Regions from separate parts of the Mus musculus genome. Here region 2 is linked to region 1. A link is a loop called in an ENCODE intact Hi-C map of the cell type or tissue named here. Cell type or tissue: heart. All regions are shown on one strand. Links, peaks and the distances in the headings refer to the core of each region. The heading gives the core; the rest is flanking DNA. Region 1 holds the start of Tex30 (testis expressed 30). Region 2 holds the start of Mrps9 (mitochondrial ribosomal protein S9).

Region 1 (8,337 bases), core at 214-8,213:
AGGGACCTATCATGACTGCCCTCCGAAAGATCCAACAAGCAGCTGAAAGAGTCAGATGCAGATATTTGCATCCAACCAATGGACAGAGGCAGCTGACCCCTGTTGGATTAGATAAAGGCTGAAAGAAGCTGAGGAGAAGGGCGGCCCTGTAGGATTACCAGCAGGACCTCTAAACAGACCACCACCTTCACATACTGTACCACCAAACAGACAGCATACACCAGCTGATATGAGGCCCCCAATGCACATACATCAGAGGGCTTCTGGGTCTGTGTTCATTCAGAGATGATGCACCTAACCATCAAGAGACTGGAGGCCCCAGGGAGTTTAGAGGTCAGGTGGGGTGGGGACATCTATGTGTGTATGTGTGGGGGGAAGGTATAGGATGTAGAACAGTCGGAGGGTAGATGGGGGAGGGAATAAAATATGGAGTGTAAAAAAATAAATTAATTAAAAGAAAAGAAATACTGTCAAAAATAAACAAAACAAAACAAACAAAGTTTGGAGCTGAGACAAAAGGATGGACCATCTAGAGACTGCCATATCCAGGGATCCATCCCATAGTCAGCCTCCAAACGCTGACACCATTGCACACACTAGCAAGATTTTGCTGAAAGGACCCTGATATAGCTGTCTCTTGTGAGACTATGCCGGGGCCTAGCAAACACGTAAGTGGATGCTCATAGTCAGCTATTGGATGGATCACAGAGCCCCCAATGGAGGAGCTAGAGAAAATACCCAAGGAGCTAAAGGGATCTGCAACCCTATAGGTGGAACAACATTATGAACTAACCAGTACCCCGGAGCTCTTGACTCTAGCTGCATATGTATCAAAAGATGGCCTAGTCAGCCATCTCTGGAAAGAGAGGCCCATTGGACTTGCAAACTTTATATGCCCCAATACAGGGGAACGCCAGGGCCAAAAAGTGGGAGTGGATGGGTAGGGGAGTGGGGGGAGGGTATGGGGGACTTTTGGGATAGCACTGGAAATGTAAATGAGGAAAATACCTAATTAAAAAAAAAAGAAATACTGTCATGTGCTTTAAGTGCTAATATATTAACTCATGTAAGCATTCCTTATAATTCTATGAGGCAATTACTATTATTCCTACTTTACAGATACAGCATAGCAGATTAATTTGCTCAAGGCTACATAGCTATTAGCTAAGAATGAAAAGTCAGGTTCTTGTTCTGGAATCTTTACAATTCTAAGTCTGTACTGCCTCTACTGTGCAAACTGAAAGCAAGGCTATTATACAGAAATGATGATTTAACCCATTCTCCTACCTCCCAAAGTTGACCAGAAGATACTGAGGATATGACCATAGCTTACCTCTGTATGACTCATTTTCACTGTTGAAAAATAAGCGTAAGGTGCACTACATCTGAGAAGCAAAGGGCATCTCTCTGAAAAGCAGATTCTGTTGTAAAAGGTGAGTTGTCAGACAAGGATATGACCCCAAACTAGGAATGTGCACATTCAAAATCTGAAATAGACACAATTAGAAACTCTTTTACACACTGGTATCTCTGTACATAGTCATTACTCAACCACATATTACTTTCAAGATTTTTATGAGCACTCAAAACTAATTACAGGAGCTGGCAGATATTATATAAGACAAAGCAAATTTGATACTTTGACACAGACACCTTAAAGTAGTTCATTCCAAAACAAGATGCTATACCTTTTAAAAATATATTTGGAATATATTTATAAGAATCTCCATTCTTAACCAGCCCAACTTAATTTCTACTAAATAAGTTCCTTTGTTATTCCTTTTTTGATACAATCTCAACAATTTTTAATTATTTTCCCTGAAGCTATTAAATCAATCATTCCATTTTTCTCTCCTTCATATAACAATAGTCCTTGTCATGTGATCCTATCGACTCTGGGTTTGGCTACCAAAACATTTCAAACTTCTACTTTTGAGTTAAGCTATGGCAGATTTCTAGAAATTTCGAACTGATTTTTCACCCTGAACCACAGAGAAAATCTATCCCGGGATTTTTTTTTTCATTTTCAGCCAGAATCCTATAATGAAGATAGTCTGAGAAAACTTAAAGCCAAATTAAAGCCTGGAGCGCAGTCTAAGTCACAACTGACCTGAAGGGCTGGAAGCACTGAGAGCTACTATAATTTCTGAGATCCCCTTTTATTGTGAGAGCTTTCATTTTTCAGCATATCACTGGCACGAGAATTTCCATTATCATCCATGTGCATGGACATTTGTTTATTCAGTAGGTAACAGTAACATGGTTCAAAGCGCAAAAGATTCGAAGAATATATTTAAAAAAAAAAACCTTTGTCAAAATAAGCCTCTAATTTTTTTCTTTTTTCTTCTCTTCTTTCTCCTCTGTGCTCTTTCTAGTCTTTTAAACTTGGGGAACACAATCACTCAAGAGAGTGAAATGGGGAAACTAATGGAAATACCCTACTGCTCCTTAAAAAGACTTAAACTAACATATTAGTCTTGCACCTCTATCCACATCAATGCACTTCCCCTTCCAGTTCCAAATATATCAAGAACTGCCAGTTTTTGTGTGATCTGAAGGCTTTTATTAATTCAGACTAGTTTTATAGATTCCCCCCCCCCCCGTTGGTTTAACCACTGCTTTTTAAGAGTTCATTATTCAACTGTTAATATCTCCAAGGTGTCTTTCCCAGTGACTACCCCCCCACCCTCGCAAAAGCCAGGTTGGGTGGGGCCTGACTATAATCTCAGGATTTGAAAGGCAGAAAGGAGAATCTGCAAATTTGAGACCAGACTGGGCAAGACCCTGTCTCAAAAACAGAACAAAACAAACAATAACAAAACTAAACACAAAACAACCAACCAACCCCATAAAGAACTCTTTCCTGTCACTTTAATGGGATTTCAGAAAAACAGTACACTTAGATACATGTTTTTAAGTTAATATCAACCTGGGAAGCTCTTCCAGACTAACCTGTGATTTTAAGGAAAACGGCTTTCCTCCAGACTTCATTATGAACTTGTTCTAGACTGCTTCAGCAACACCGAAAACGTCCCATATGGTAAGCGCTCGAAGCGACTGTTATCTCCGCCCCCCCCCCCCCCCCCACGCTTTAGATAAGGGAGGACGGAAGCCTGGCTCAGCCTCAGTGTCGCCCCACAGCAGAGGGAGAACACTGCACCAACCCACCAACCCGGTAGAAACAAGGTGACGACTGTGACACAAAACAAATATAGCTGATGCGGTACGGGGTTCAAACGTCCTGGACAATCAAGCCAACAGTTTAGGGGGGAGGGGCTACTCACACTCACAAGGTAGTTATTTTCTGGTAGTTAGCTTCCACTAAGCTCCCCAAACGCCACGGCCACCCGACTTCCAGTTTAAAAAAAAATAAACATTTACTCACTGTCTGTTCCGTCTGCAGCACTACCTAGGCTGTCACCGCGCGAACAAAACTGTGAGTTCTAGGATCGCCGGGGTCGACCAACCATACGACCAAAAAAAAAAAAAAAAAAAAAAAATTCCAAACCCGAGGTTAGAGGTCGACGGGAACCGTCGTTTATTCGCTTAACGAACGCGCGCGTCCCGGGCCCGTCTGGGAGGAGGCTTAGCTCCCGTCACCCCCAACAGCTCGTGAGAGTCGCCGCGGCCCGGCTCCACCTGCCCGTCGTCCTAAACCCGTGTCCACCCTCCTCGGCAAAACAGACCGTCGGCGGCTGCCGGCCGGGAGCGCTTGGCTTCCACGGACGCCTCGGGCGGAGGAGAGCAGCAGCCCCCGAGGAGCTGCCGGCCGGCCTCACCACCGCTGCCTCCACTTCCCGCCGCCGCGCTTACCAGCGAACGCACGAGTGACCGCCAGCGCCCAACCGCCCTCACTCTCTTCAGGGAGCGAACTAACACGCTCGAAGCGACCGCCTCGCCGCCCCCGTCAGCGCGGCCCGCTACTGCGCTGGCGCACGCAGGCTTCGCCCGGGGCTCGTGGGGCGCGCCGCGAGGCTCGCCGGGAAAGAGAGTTTTCTGCCGGCTTTTAGCTCGGCCACGCCCCTCGCGGGCGCCTGGAGGCTGGACTCCTGAAGCCGGAGTCTGTATGCTGGGACCGCCGAGCCGAGCGCGGGAAAGGATTTTCTTGTCGCTGCCTTGGCTTCTTCCGGTCTGATCAGCCCATCGGAAGACACGGAGTCAACCCTGACAACTTCTTTCCTCACATCCCGCCGTGAATTCTTTATCCCTTTGCATTTCAGGCGGGTACGATTCAGTACCTCGCGGGCATAGGACAGCTATGCATGCGGCCCAAAACAAAATCTTGCACTTAAAATTCTCTCATTCTCTCTCTCTCTCTCTCTCTCTCTCTCTCTCTCTCTCTCTCTCTCTCTCTCTCTCTCTCTCTCTCTCTCTCTCTCTCTCTCTCTCTCTCTCTCTCTCTCTCTCCTCTCTCTCTCTCTCTCTCTCTCTCTCTCTCTCTCATTTATCAATCATCTATCTATCCATTCACCTAAAGTATTTTTATTTTTTGGCGACTTGACCTCGTAATTCCCTGTGCGCCAGGCTAGGTTAAGCCTCCCACATTACCATTGCCTGCTTTGTCTACCGGTCATCAGAAGGGTGGGTTGCTAGCATCCTTGTGCCCATCACTTCATTTGGATAACCCTGAGGGTATATAGGACCCATCCACTCAGTCCCACCCAAAGACTTCGTACCTTCCTCTTTAGAGCCAAATAATCAGAATTTCCTCCTGTTCTTTCAGGGGCTTTGCCACTTCACCCCAAACCTACCAAGCAAGCCCAACTGCAGAGGTTTGACTCTTCCAGTTCCTCAGATTGCAGCTTTTACTTAGGACTTCATCTACATGTCCTTTTTGTCTTTTTCCTTAAGGAGTGTGTGTGTGTGTGTGTGTGTGTGTGTGTGTGTGTGTGTATTTATTTGACTGACTCTCCTGATTAGGATAACACGTGGCAAATGTTTACTAAATGAATTAAATCCCCCTTATGCACTTGGTTACCTGCCCTCTTCTGACACAGTACATATTAAGAAACAACTAAGGGAAAGCCATTTATGACAAGTGCTTTCTCAAGTTACAGTCTTAACATTTTTAAATTAACACTTCCTTATTGTCTGTTAACCTGTCTTCCTTCTTTCCCTCCTCTGCCCGTTTTCTTCCCCAGACTCTCTCCTCTCTTCTTTGGGTTCTTGAGTGTGTTACAGTGTCAAAAACCAGGAGCCAACACTGAGATGTTGCAAGGGAAAAATTTTACTCTTACAGCCAGACAAGACTTAAACTCTCCTCAGTAGTAGGAGAATAAAAGCAGCCCAGACCAGAAACAGGCCTTTTTATGGCAAATGAGCAAGTGATTTTTAAAAAGACAGACAAAAACAAAACAAAACAAAAAACGGAGCCAACAAATGGAATTTTGGAGTTATTTTTATGAGCATAGGAATGGTACATACTCTGAGTAGACAGTGAACATACCATGAAACAGTTTATGGTCACCAATTCTTGCAAGAATGGAAACAGTTTACATTGTATCATTCACAAGATTCCTGCAGAAAAACATGAAAACAACAAACCCGACTAACCAACCAATGACATAATCAAGGTGACCTCTAGACGTGGGTGTGCTTATGGTGTGATCTGTCCCTTAATGGAGTCCGTACTGCCACTGTCCGCTCTACCACTAACACATTGCCAGCTCAGGTCTGATACCTTTTCTATGCTTTATTTACCTGTCCTAAGTTTCAATTTCCAGTAATTGTACACTCATTTGCAGCTATCATCAAATTCTAAGGGCATCTTATCATTTCTAGAGGAAACTTACCATTCCCTCTCTTACCTTTCACACCAGACACCCACCAATATGATTTGTGACTATTGAATGGAGTCACAGAATGAGATCTTTGATCTGTCACCTTGCACTTGGAATGTGTAAGTGTACCCTGCTTCTTCTTCTCAAATAATTCCTATCACTGAATCCTATTAAACAGTTTTATGTATCCGTTTACTAGTTTGTGAACATTTGGCTTATTGTGAATCATATTGCTACAGTGTTCAGATAAGACAGTGGTGCTTTTGAGAGAGAAGCAGAGGGAGATTTTAAGAGATTAAGCTGAAGGCTAGGAAGATGGAGAGAGGGTTCTCAAGGCAAGAAATGTTAAGAATGCCCCATTAGAAGAAGAAGAAAAAAAAGAGGCTAGGAAACCCCCACCCCATACATCAGAAGGATTCAGCCCTGCTAAATGTCTTAATATTAATTAACCCAGGGAAACATTTCAGATTGTGACTTCTAGGATTGTAACAACACATTTTTATTGTTTTAGAGGACTAAGTATGTGATACTTATAGGAATAGGATAGTAATAGGAAACTAATATAAAACCGTTATTTATGAACCAAAATTTGAGTTCTATGTTGTACTGGCTGGTTTTATGTGTCAACTTGATGCAGGCTGGGGTTATCACAGAGAAAGGAGCTTCAGTTGGGGAAGTACCTCCATGAGATCCAGCTGTGGGGTATTTTCTCAATTAGTGATCAAGGGGGAAAGGCCCTTTGTGGGTGGGACCATCTCTGGGCTGGTAGTCTTGGTTCTATAAGAGAGCAGGCTAAGCAAGCCAGGGGAAGCAAGCCAGTAAGGAACATCCCTCCATGGCCTCTGCATCAACTCCTGCTTCCTGACTTTTTGAGTTCCAGTCCTGACTTCCTTGGTGATGAACAGCAGTATGGAAGTGTAAGCCGAAGTGTAAGCCGAATAAATCCTTTCCTCCCCAACTTGCTTCTTGGTCATGATGTTTGTGCAGGAATTGAAACCCTGACTAAGACATATGTGTACTGATGATTTCAACCACTTAAAATGCTAATATTATTCTTAGTCTCAAGGTTGTACAAACATGGATGGTGGGCCAGATTTGGGTTGTAGTTTAAAATGTCCTAAATCAAGGCCTGGTATGGTGGTCTACTCCTTTAATCCCAGCACTCAGAAGGCAGGGGCAGGTAGAACTCTATGAGTTTGAAGCCAGACTGCTCTACATAGAGAGTTCCAGGTCAACCACGATTACCTAGTAAGACCATGTCAAAGAAAAAAAAAAGAAAGAAAGAAAAAGAAAAATACAACATAAGTTATTAAATGACCACATTGCATAAAATTCTGAAGAAGTAAAACTTGCAAAAAACCAAAACCAAAAACAAAACAGTGAATGTCTGAATCAATTACTATAACAATTCAGCCATGACCAAATAAATAATACGTAATTTGCATGGCTTTTTACATTGCTTCAAAATTAAAACGTCATTAGTACAATTCACTGTAAATGAATGCAACAAAAACAGAAAAAGAAAATATGAACAGTTCCAGTAGATATCTGAAAAACAAAACAAAACAAAACAAAACCAAAAAAACCCAACCAGTGGCTATTTAAAGCTCTTTTATTGGAGCTTGGTATTATATAACTGAATGCATATTATGTGTTCAACATTTATTGTATGAATCCCCATTAGTAATGGTTCACTTGGTTGGGCCATCCCCAACATAAGGTCAAACATCTTGGATGTTTCAGTCAGGGTATTTTTCAAAGAGATTAACATTAAAATCAGTGAACTTGGAGTAAAGTAGGTTGACTGTTGTGTGTGAGCTTTATCTAACTGGAGGAGAAACTTCAGTGGTGGGACTCATGGACTAGCATGCCTGGCCCCTAGCTAGTTCTTTAATTGCATTTTCAAGCTAATTGTCATTTTATTGACCCATTAAAATTTGTTGTCCCTTCCACAATCAGGGAAACCTGTTAGACCCCAAAAGAATCATCTTTGTAATCAAGATGCTTAAGGACTGAGGATTAGGGGAGAGTCTACAGGGAACTACTGCAAAGTATGGCGACTACATAATATAAAGAATCAGAGGTGTTACATTCCTGAAAGGAGCTAGAGAAAGTAGAGTCGATCCTGACTTCCAGAAAAAGGGAAAAACAAATACCAGGGCCGGAGGGAAACGAGCATTGGGTGGGCGGTGACAGGATTTGTAATAAGTGGTAATAGGTTTGACTACCAACAGAGGCAGAGGCCAGATAAAGGCAGCTCTAGCATGTTTTATTAGAATGAGGTTTGACTGAGACTCAATGAGTAGTTATTCCAAAAGAAAAAGAGCTTAAAACAGACAGAGTCATTTGCATTTTAAAACAGAGTCTTATTGTCTTCCAACTTACTATGTAGCTCAGACTGGCCTTGAACTCACAGAATCTTCTTGTCTTAACCTCTGAAGTGCTAGGATTATAGGCATGAACCACCACAATTGGCTGAGTTTTGTTTTGCTTTTGGAGGCCTGTTTGAATCAGAGCACTCACCAGAATCAAGGACCCAAACTCGCCTATTTCTTCT
Region 2 (8,337 bases), core at 28-8,027, 1.3 Mb before region 1:
TTTATAAACTTCAGTATCCTTGAATTTGAGGCACAAATGTTAAGAATAGGAATGTCCTCTTGGTGAACGTTTCCTTTGATGAGTATGTAGTGCCCTTTCCTATCTCTTCTGATTAGTTTCAGTTTGAAATCTATTTGCCAGATATTAAAATGACTACATCTGTTTGGCTTTTTAGGTCCATTTGCTTGGAACATCTTATTCCAATCCTTTCCCCGAGGTGATGATGACCCTTAACGTTAAGGTAAAGTGTTTCTTAGATAGAGCAGAAGGATGGATTCTGTCTTCAGACCCATTCCATTAGTCTGTATCTTTTTATTTAGGAATTGGAACCGTTAATGTTGAGAGATATCAATGAACAATATTATTTTGTTTTTATAGTGAGCGTGTCTGTGTTTCTTTTGATTTGCTGGTTGTCTTAGTCAGGGTTTCTATTCCTGCACAAATATGATGACCAAGAAGCAAGTTGGGGAAGAAAGGGTTTAGTCAGCTTACACTTTCCACATTACTGTTAATCACCAAAGGAAGTCAGGACTGGAACTCAAGCAGGTCAGGGAGCAGGAGCTGATGCAGAGGCCATGGAGGGATGTTCTTTACTGGCTTGCTTCCCCTGGCTTGCTCAGCCTGTTCTCTTATAGAACCAAGACTACCAGCCCAGAAATGGCACCACCCACAAGGGCACCTTCCCCCTTGATCACTAATTGAGAAAATGCCTTACAGTTGGATCTTGTGGAGGCATTTCCCCAACTGAAGCTCCTTTCTCTGTGATAACTCCAGCCTGTGTCAACTTGACACAAAACTAGCCAGTACAATTGACCCCTTGTCAACTTGACACACAAACACATCACTAGTAAGCCTCAACCCTTAGTTTCTTATTCACCCCCAAGATCTAAATAACTTTAAAAGTCTCACAGTCTTCACATATTAAAAGTTCAATCACTTTAAAATATCCAATATCTTTTCAAATCCAAAGTGTTTTTACAATTAAAAGTCCCTTAACTGTGGACTCCACTAAAATACTTCCTTCAAGAGGGAAAAATATCAGGGCACAGTCACAATCAAAAGAAAAATCAAACTCCAACTGTCCAATGTCTGGGATCTACTCATGATCTTCTAGGCTCCTCCAAGGGCTTGGGTCACTTCTCCAGCCTTGCCCTTTGTAGCACACACGTCGTCCTCTAGGCTCCAGCTGCCTGTACTTTACTGCTGCTGCTGTTCTTGGTGGTCATCTCATGGTACTGGCATCTCCAAAACGCTGCTGTCTTCCACTGTAACTAGGCTTCAACAATAGCCTCTCATAGGCTTTCTTCATGATGCCAAGCCTCAACTCCTTTGCATGACTCATTCAGTCCTGGGCCATCAATTGCAATTGAGGCTGCACCTTCACCAATGGCCTTCCATGGCCTCTCACAGTGCCGAGCCTCAGCTGCTCTGCGTGACCCCTTCATGCCTTCAAAACCAGTACCACCTGGGTGACTCTTACACATTACCAAGTCCTGCTGCAGCAAGAGGTACAACCTTGGTTATCTCTGGAACAGCCTCTTTGTCCTCTCAGAAAACATTTCCCAGAAGATGTCATCTTAATGATGCTGGTCTCTTCTTAATCACCGCTAATTTCTTAGCTCCAGCTAACCAGCATCAATAGTCCCACTAATGCAAAGTTTTCACTTTAGTAGTTCTGGTATCTTGTTAATCACAACTGATTCTTCAGCCCCAGCTAACCAGAACCACAGAATCTTCACAGTCAAAATAGCTTTGATTGTGATTAAAAGTCTTTAATCTTTCCTCTGAAATTTCACAAGCCAGGTCTCCATCTTCTGCACTGTTCTCAACATTATCTTCCAAGCTCCTACACAACACCCCACAGAGCTCTTAACACTGAATGGATCTTCTGACCCAAAGGTCCAAAGTTCGTCCACAGTCCTCCCCAAAACATGGTCAGGTTGTCACAGGAATACCCCACTATGCTGGTACCAATTTGCTTCGTGGTCATGATGTTTTGTCCAGGAATAGAAACCCTGACTAAGACATTGGTCTAGGATTATTATTCCTAGGTTTTCTTGTTTCTTGGATGTGGTTAACCTCTTCTGGTTGAAGTTTTCCATCTAGCACTTTCTAAAGGGCTGGATTTGTAGATAGTGCTTGGATTTTTTTTTTTTAAATCACAGAATGTCTTATTTTCTTCATATATTGTGATTGAAAGTTTGGCTGTGTATACTAGTCTGAAATGGCATCTGTGTTCTCTTAGAGCTTGTAGAACATGAACCTAACCTGTTTGACTTTTAAAATCTATGTAGAGAAATCAGTTGTAATTCTAATTGGCCTGCCTTTATATGTTACTTGGTTTTCTACCCTTAGAACTTTTAATACTCTGTCTTTGTTCTGTACATTTAATATTTTTATTATTTGTGTCAAGAGGAATTTCTTTTCTGGTCCAATATATTTGGTGTTCAGTAAGCGACTTGTTCCTTGATAGGTACCTCCTTCTTTAGGTTAGAAGCAATTTCTTTTATGATTTCATTGAAAATGTTTTCTATGCCTTTGACCTTCCTCTATTCCTATTATTCTTAGATTTAGTCTTTTCATAGTGTCCCAGTTTTCTGGATGTTTTGTGTCAGGTTTTTTTTTTTTTTTTTTAGATTTAACATTTTCTTTGACCGAGGTATCAGCTTCTTTATGGTGTCTTCAAAGCCTGAGAATCTCTTTACTGTTATTTTGACAAAATTCCATTTTATTTTACATATGAGCCCTTATGCCTGAGATTCTCACTACCCCCTCTTATATTTTGTTTGTGAGGCCTTTGAGGTTCCTGTTTGAGTCCCTAAATTTTTTATTTTCAGATTTTCTCTCAGTTTTGGTTTTCTTTATTGATCCTGTTTTCTCTTTCAGGTCTTGGACTGTTTTATTGATTTCCTTCCACTGTTTGTATTTTCAGATTTATTAAAGGGGTTTATTAATTTCCTCTTTAAGTACCTCTATCATATTCATGAAGGTTACTTTAAAGTCTTTGTCTTCAACTAAGTTTCAGTTCTCGGGCCTGTTGCTGGGATCTAATGGAGACATGTTATACTGGCTGGTTTTTATTCTGTTTTTATGATGGCATGTAGGCATCTGGGTTTGGGGATGTTTGTAATTCCAGGTGCTGACATCTGGTCTTGCTTTTGCTGAGTGGGTTTCTTTTCCTTGTTTTTTGTTTGTTTGTTTTCTCTGGTTCTTAGGAGTCTGTGGTGGCTGTGTGTTGCCTGGTAGAATGCTTCTCAGATCCAGCCAGTTGTGGCTACTGGGGGTTCCAGGTACAATGTGTTTCTTGGTATTGAGAGCTGACATTTAGGAATGAAGATGGGCTGGAGGGGAGGAAGTAAGGAGGGCTGCAGAGGGAGGGAAGGTGGGTGATCTACCAGGGTCTGTTTAGTCCCCTGGGAATGGGATCAGAGAGTGAGAAGAGGCCACAGCAGTTCTGCTACAGATAAGACTAGAGGATTGGATTTGGAGAGATAGAGGGAGAGGTAAAGATCTGGAGTTAGCCTACCTGCTTTTCTGGCCAGCACTGCCTCGCCTCTAACTTATTCTTCTTCTCCAAATACTAGTCCTGGACTTCTGCCACTGAATGAAGAGATTTTCACTAATGTAAAGGAAACAAACAAAGGGGAAAATAATGATTTCCCCCCTTTACTACAAGCATCCTATTTGGAGGGGTTTTTTTTCTTCTATTTTTCTGAAGCTATGCAATTTCTATTTCCCTAGAGCTGTTTTATGAGGTGATAACTGTACGATGCCAGCACTTACTTCATAACTTAAAAAACAGATTTCTAATTTACATGTATAAATATTTTGCTTGTATGTATATGTGTCTGTACATCACAGACATGGTTGATCCCCTTGAAATTCAGAGAAGGTGTCAGATTGTTTAGAGCTGTAATTATAGATAGATAGGTAGATAGATAGATAGATAGATAGATGTGATAGATAGATAGATAGATAGATGTGATAGATGTGATAGATGTGATAGATAGATAGATAGATAGATAGATAGATAGATAGATAGATAGATAGATGTGATTTTCCACAAGAGTTCTGGGGACCAAACCCAGGTCCTCTGAAAGAACATAGAGTGTTTTTAACTTCTCAGCCTCTTACTCGGTCACCTTGATCTCGTTTTCTGAGTATGTTTTAAACTTCTAATGATAATTTCAACATTATCAAATTATTCAATGATAATTTTCAACATTGGAAAACCCTTTAAGAGTGATTTATTCAACCACTTGTATCTGGTAGAGATAACCCTAGACTTAGGGTTAGGAAGTTCAAGTTTCAGAAGGCAAAGACAGTTCCTGTGTCTGCAGCCACTCTTAATGGCTTTAAGGCTCAGAGGCAATCAGGGAGAGCCATGAAGTTGAGCAGGGAGGTGCTTTTCCTCAGCCTGTGGGTCAGACAGCTAAGAGTCAACACAATGTGTTGGAAGCCAGAATGGTTAGTTGCTGGAAGAAGAATGTCTTGAAACAGATCTTTAAAACGGGCAAGTTCAAGGGGGAGCAGAAGGCCCTTGCGGGAAGGCAAGCGGACAGGAAAGCCAGCTTGGATTGTTGGAGTGAGAATAAGACTGTGGAAGGCTTGTCTGAGCGTGGGTACCAGGAACTCAGCTAGGACTACAGCTGCTAGTAAGCCGAAAGCCATGTGCAAGGCAACCTGCTGCCGCGCACCCAATCAGCGGCGAGGGGCTGGACTACAGAACTCCGCCCCTAGTTGCAATTGCTAAGGAAGCGCTTCCGCCTGGGAGGTCTGCGCCTGCGCAGTCTCCAGGCTCCACCCCTTTCCCCTCCCGCCAGGATGTTTCTTACGGCCAACATGGCCGCCCCCTGTGTGTCCTGCGGCCGAGTGCTTTCCCTTTGGTTCACTCCCGCTGTTAGAGCTAGCCTCTGCCAGAGGCCCGGGTACTGGACAGCCTCGGCGGTTGGCTGGCAGACAGGGACCAGGTTCCAGGTAAGGTCCTGGGAGCTGGAGCTGGCGGTCCGTGTGGTAGGGTGACGTGAAGCCGGCCCACCTTCCAGGGCTGCCAGAGCCCTCAAGGTAGAGGTCGGAGGTCACGCTTGGGGATCGGGGAATCGGCCGCGGACGGATCCTCTGCAGCCTCTCCCTGGGCTTTGAGGAGCAAAGGGTTCGGCAGATGGAGTTGGGTGGCTGCCTGGGTCTTGTGATTCGTCCCGGGGAGAAGGGGAGCCGAACTCTGCGCGACCCGGAAGATGTCCTGGGCAGAGTCAGTCTGTGGAGCGAACTGAGACTTTTTACAAGTGCTCTGCGTTTGCGGAATTTCAGTTTTTGTAATTTTCCCGAAACTTGTGTGTGTGTGTGTGTGTGTGTGTGTGTGTGTGTGTGTGTGTGTGACATTAGGAGAGCAGAATTTGACCGCTTCGCTCAATTCCGGGGTCGGTGTGAAGCTGGGATTTCTAGCTTGAGTCTTTGCTTGTCGCCCGTTTAATGTGGCTCATTAAAAGTGGGAGAAAACGAGCTTCGGCTGTAATTGCACTTAAAGTGTCTGTGGCATATTCTACCGGAGATTTCCAGTAGTCCTTTCGGTGGGTGTGCCCGTGACACAGGAGGAGACCTAACTTTGAAGTCCTGTTACCTTGCAGGTTCTAATGGAAACCCAGGGAATAGCGCGCAGATGGTGTCCTGCAAGAGTAGGCAGATGAACAGGCCGAAAGAGAGGTCTCAAGAGATTGAGAACACGCGGTCAAACAAGTGGGGGTTGGAAAACAGAACAGTTTGAGTAGAAAGAGTACGAAATGTTGGAAAAGCAGTACTACCACCAGATATTGCCGAGAAGTTAAACGCTGGATCTTAGAACTGTTTTACAAAATGACTGGCCACCTTTTTCTGTTATTTGATGTTGTAACATAAACCAATTTGTCCATTGATCTGTTAAACATCTGGGTTTCTTGGTTTTGAAAATTGGAAAATGTGTTGGACATTTTTATTTCTTCTATACATCTCTTTGAGACACATAATTGCATATGAGAGGAACTGTAGCATACAAAATATGTTTATTGGTAATGATTATATGGGCAGGTGGCTCTCACTCTCCTATATTCTGAACCTAGTGTACCCTTCTTCTTTCTCTTTATTCTTATAATTATGTGTAAACAAACACATTTTACAAAATGAGCCTCGCTGGGTCACATCCCTTTTACCTTTTTAATTTACAGGGGGAATACATGTATGTGTCTTTTATTATGTCTAAAGCTCATTCCGGTTGCACACTGCTTTCTTCCCACGGATGCATGCATACACATTGTCTTGGTTACTTTTCTGTTGCTTCGAAAAGACACCTGAACAGGGAGAGACTGGGGTTGGCACAGGGTTTTGAAATCTTAAAGCCCAGCCCCCAGTGGGATACCTCTAACAACAAGCCCCTCCCCCCATGTATGTATACACACACAAAGACATTTAGAAACCTTTTTTTTGTACAGTGCCTGCCGAAAATACTAATGTTTCTTAATGTTCATATTAAAAATCACTTATCCACGTCTGCATATAACATTAATAGCTGTATTTCTCTTGGGGCCCATGTTTTATATAAAAAAATTAATGACTTTATGAGCAAATAAAACACTAACCAAGTAATCCCCTCCCCATTTCATATTTGGGTCATGTGCCATTAATTATGGAATCTCTTCAAAGGTCATAAACAGCTTGAAAGGAGTAGAGGTAATAGAATAATAAAAGGCATTTTACAAAGTGTTTTCATGTTTTGTTTACACTGCCAAGTGTATAGTAGGTACTGATATCAACAGAAACTGTGGGTGACAGTAAAAATTTTTGAGAAACACTAATGCCACTAACATAAGGAAGCAAGCTTTACTTAGGTGTGACTCCTGGGTCTCAGTTGGGACCCTTGCTAGCTGGCTTCCTCCTCTGATGTCCTTATAGTATTTATGGGTTCTTACCAATTTCATATTATGCCTCAACACAACCACAAACTCTGAACATCCCAAATATAGTTATAGATAGCAGCCATATATGTGAGTGACCAAAGTTTTCATAAAGTGCACCTGAACATGTTCGGATTCTGTAATGTGCTGTGAGAGATTTCCAGAAATAATACAGAAGAACCACAGACATGTATTTACCTGATTCAGTCTGGAGTCAACAGAGGGTGACACAGGTGATCAAAGGCAGCCCCCCAGGGAATGTGACAGTATATTGGAAGCTTCAGCAACAGTTAGTCATTTCATATATATGAATGTACTTGTATAAGCTGTTTATATAGTATCTATAAATTTTATGTAGTGATTATGCTCTAGAAAGATATAGTTGTACAACAATATAAAAGGGTACATTATAATCGGAGTAGGCTCTAGCAACAACAGATAATTGGTTAGAACTTAGGGACTGAGTCAGAGATTGGAGTTACCAAACCAGCCACATTGTGGCCACTACTTAATATGCCGATCCCTGAAACAATGCATTTTGAGGAAAAGATTTGTTCATCTTTCAAACCAGTGGACACCGGAGAGCAAGTTTCCACCCTGCCTCTCTGTGGTGAGAGTTGACCGTATTTATGAGATAGAGGACAGTTGTCCGGGGTGTAGGAAAGGTAATCAGAGGTGGGTAAGAGTGCCTCGATGGTGGTGGTCTGTCATATATAACCAGCTTCCTGGATCTTCACACAGCAGCTGGATTTTCTTTGTATTGCTGTGGTTAAAAACTCATGACCAAAAGCAAATTGAGGTAGGAAAGGGTCTTTTGAGATTAGAAGTTACAGTCCATCATCAAGGAGAGCAAGGCCAGGAGCCTTACTACATCAGTTATAAATCAAGGAAATCCCACAGGCTAATCTGATGGAGGCTGTTCCTCATTTGAGGGTATCTTTTTCCAGATGACTGTAGCTTGTGACAATTTGAAAAAACTAGCCAGCACATATTAGCATGAAGTCCAGAGGTCACTTGTTATTGGACAAAGAAAGAGCTGCCATTTACAAGGTTTGAGTTCTTTCCCAGTTCTTGAAAAGCAGCATTAATCTTGTGATGTGTAGTTAGTGGTGTAATGTATAAGCTACAAAAAGTCCACTGTTTAGCTAGTAGTCTCTAAAATTGGTGGTAAAAGCAAGTAGCTAAAACAAATGGAGTAAAGGGTTAATCTTCCTTCAGACTCAGTGGCATCAGGAGTTGGACATTTTGTTAAGTCCTCTTTCAGGTAGTGGAGGAGTTTGGTTTTTGTTTTTTGTTTTATTTAATTTTAAACTTGTCACAAGTAAACTAAACAGTGTTGGCGTCATTGCGAACAGTTTATAGTTCCCTTTCATGGTGCTCTGGAAAAATTACACATGAGTTTAAAAACTCT

The links. Peaks named below come from ENCODE experiments on the same cell type or tissue, not always from the same donor. Only the 100,000 strongest peaks of a DNase experiment are listed, where the experiment ranks them.
Region 2: a loop joins it to region 1, with 5 times the contacts of the local background. A loop is called at or near these places in 2 of 42 quality-filtered maps.

What each region holds. Positions count from the first base shown.
Region 1 is chr1:44,098,515-44,106,851 of GRCm38, forward strand. It overlaps Tex30 (testis expressed 30), which reads right to left and starts at 3,927. Exons shown (of 6, transcript NM_001356297.1): 1 at 3,814-3,927; 2 at 1,334-1,487. The coding sequence starts at 1,348. It overlaps Poglut2 (protein O-glucosyltransferase 2), which reads right to left. Exons shown (of 10, transcript NM_023645.3): 10 at 8,032-8,337. In heart, for the core only: a CTCF peak has its summit at 4,011; DNase peaks (open chromatin) are centred at 3,227 and 3,967; H3K4me3 peaks cover 2,539 bases; H3K27ac peaks cover 2,140 bases.
Region 2 is chr1:42,846,450-42,854,786 of GRCm38, forward strand. Mrps9 (mitochondrial ribosomal protein S9) reads left to right here and starts at 4,784. Exons shown (of 11, transcript NM_023514.4): 1 at 4,784-4,977. The coding sequence starts at 4,843. In heart, for the core only: no CTCF peak of the experiment used is centred there; a DNase peak (open chromatin) is centred at 4,782; H3K4me3 peaks cover 1,757 bases; H3K27ac peaks cover 1,483 bases.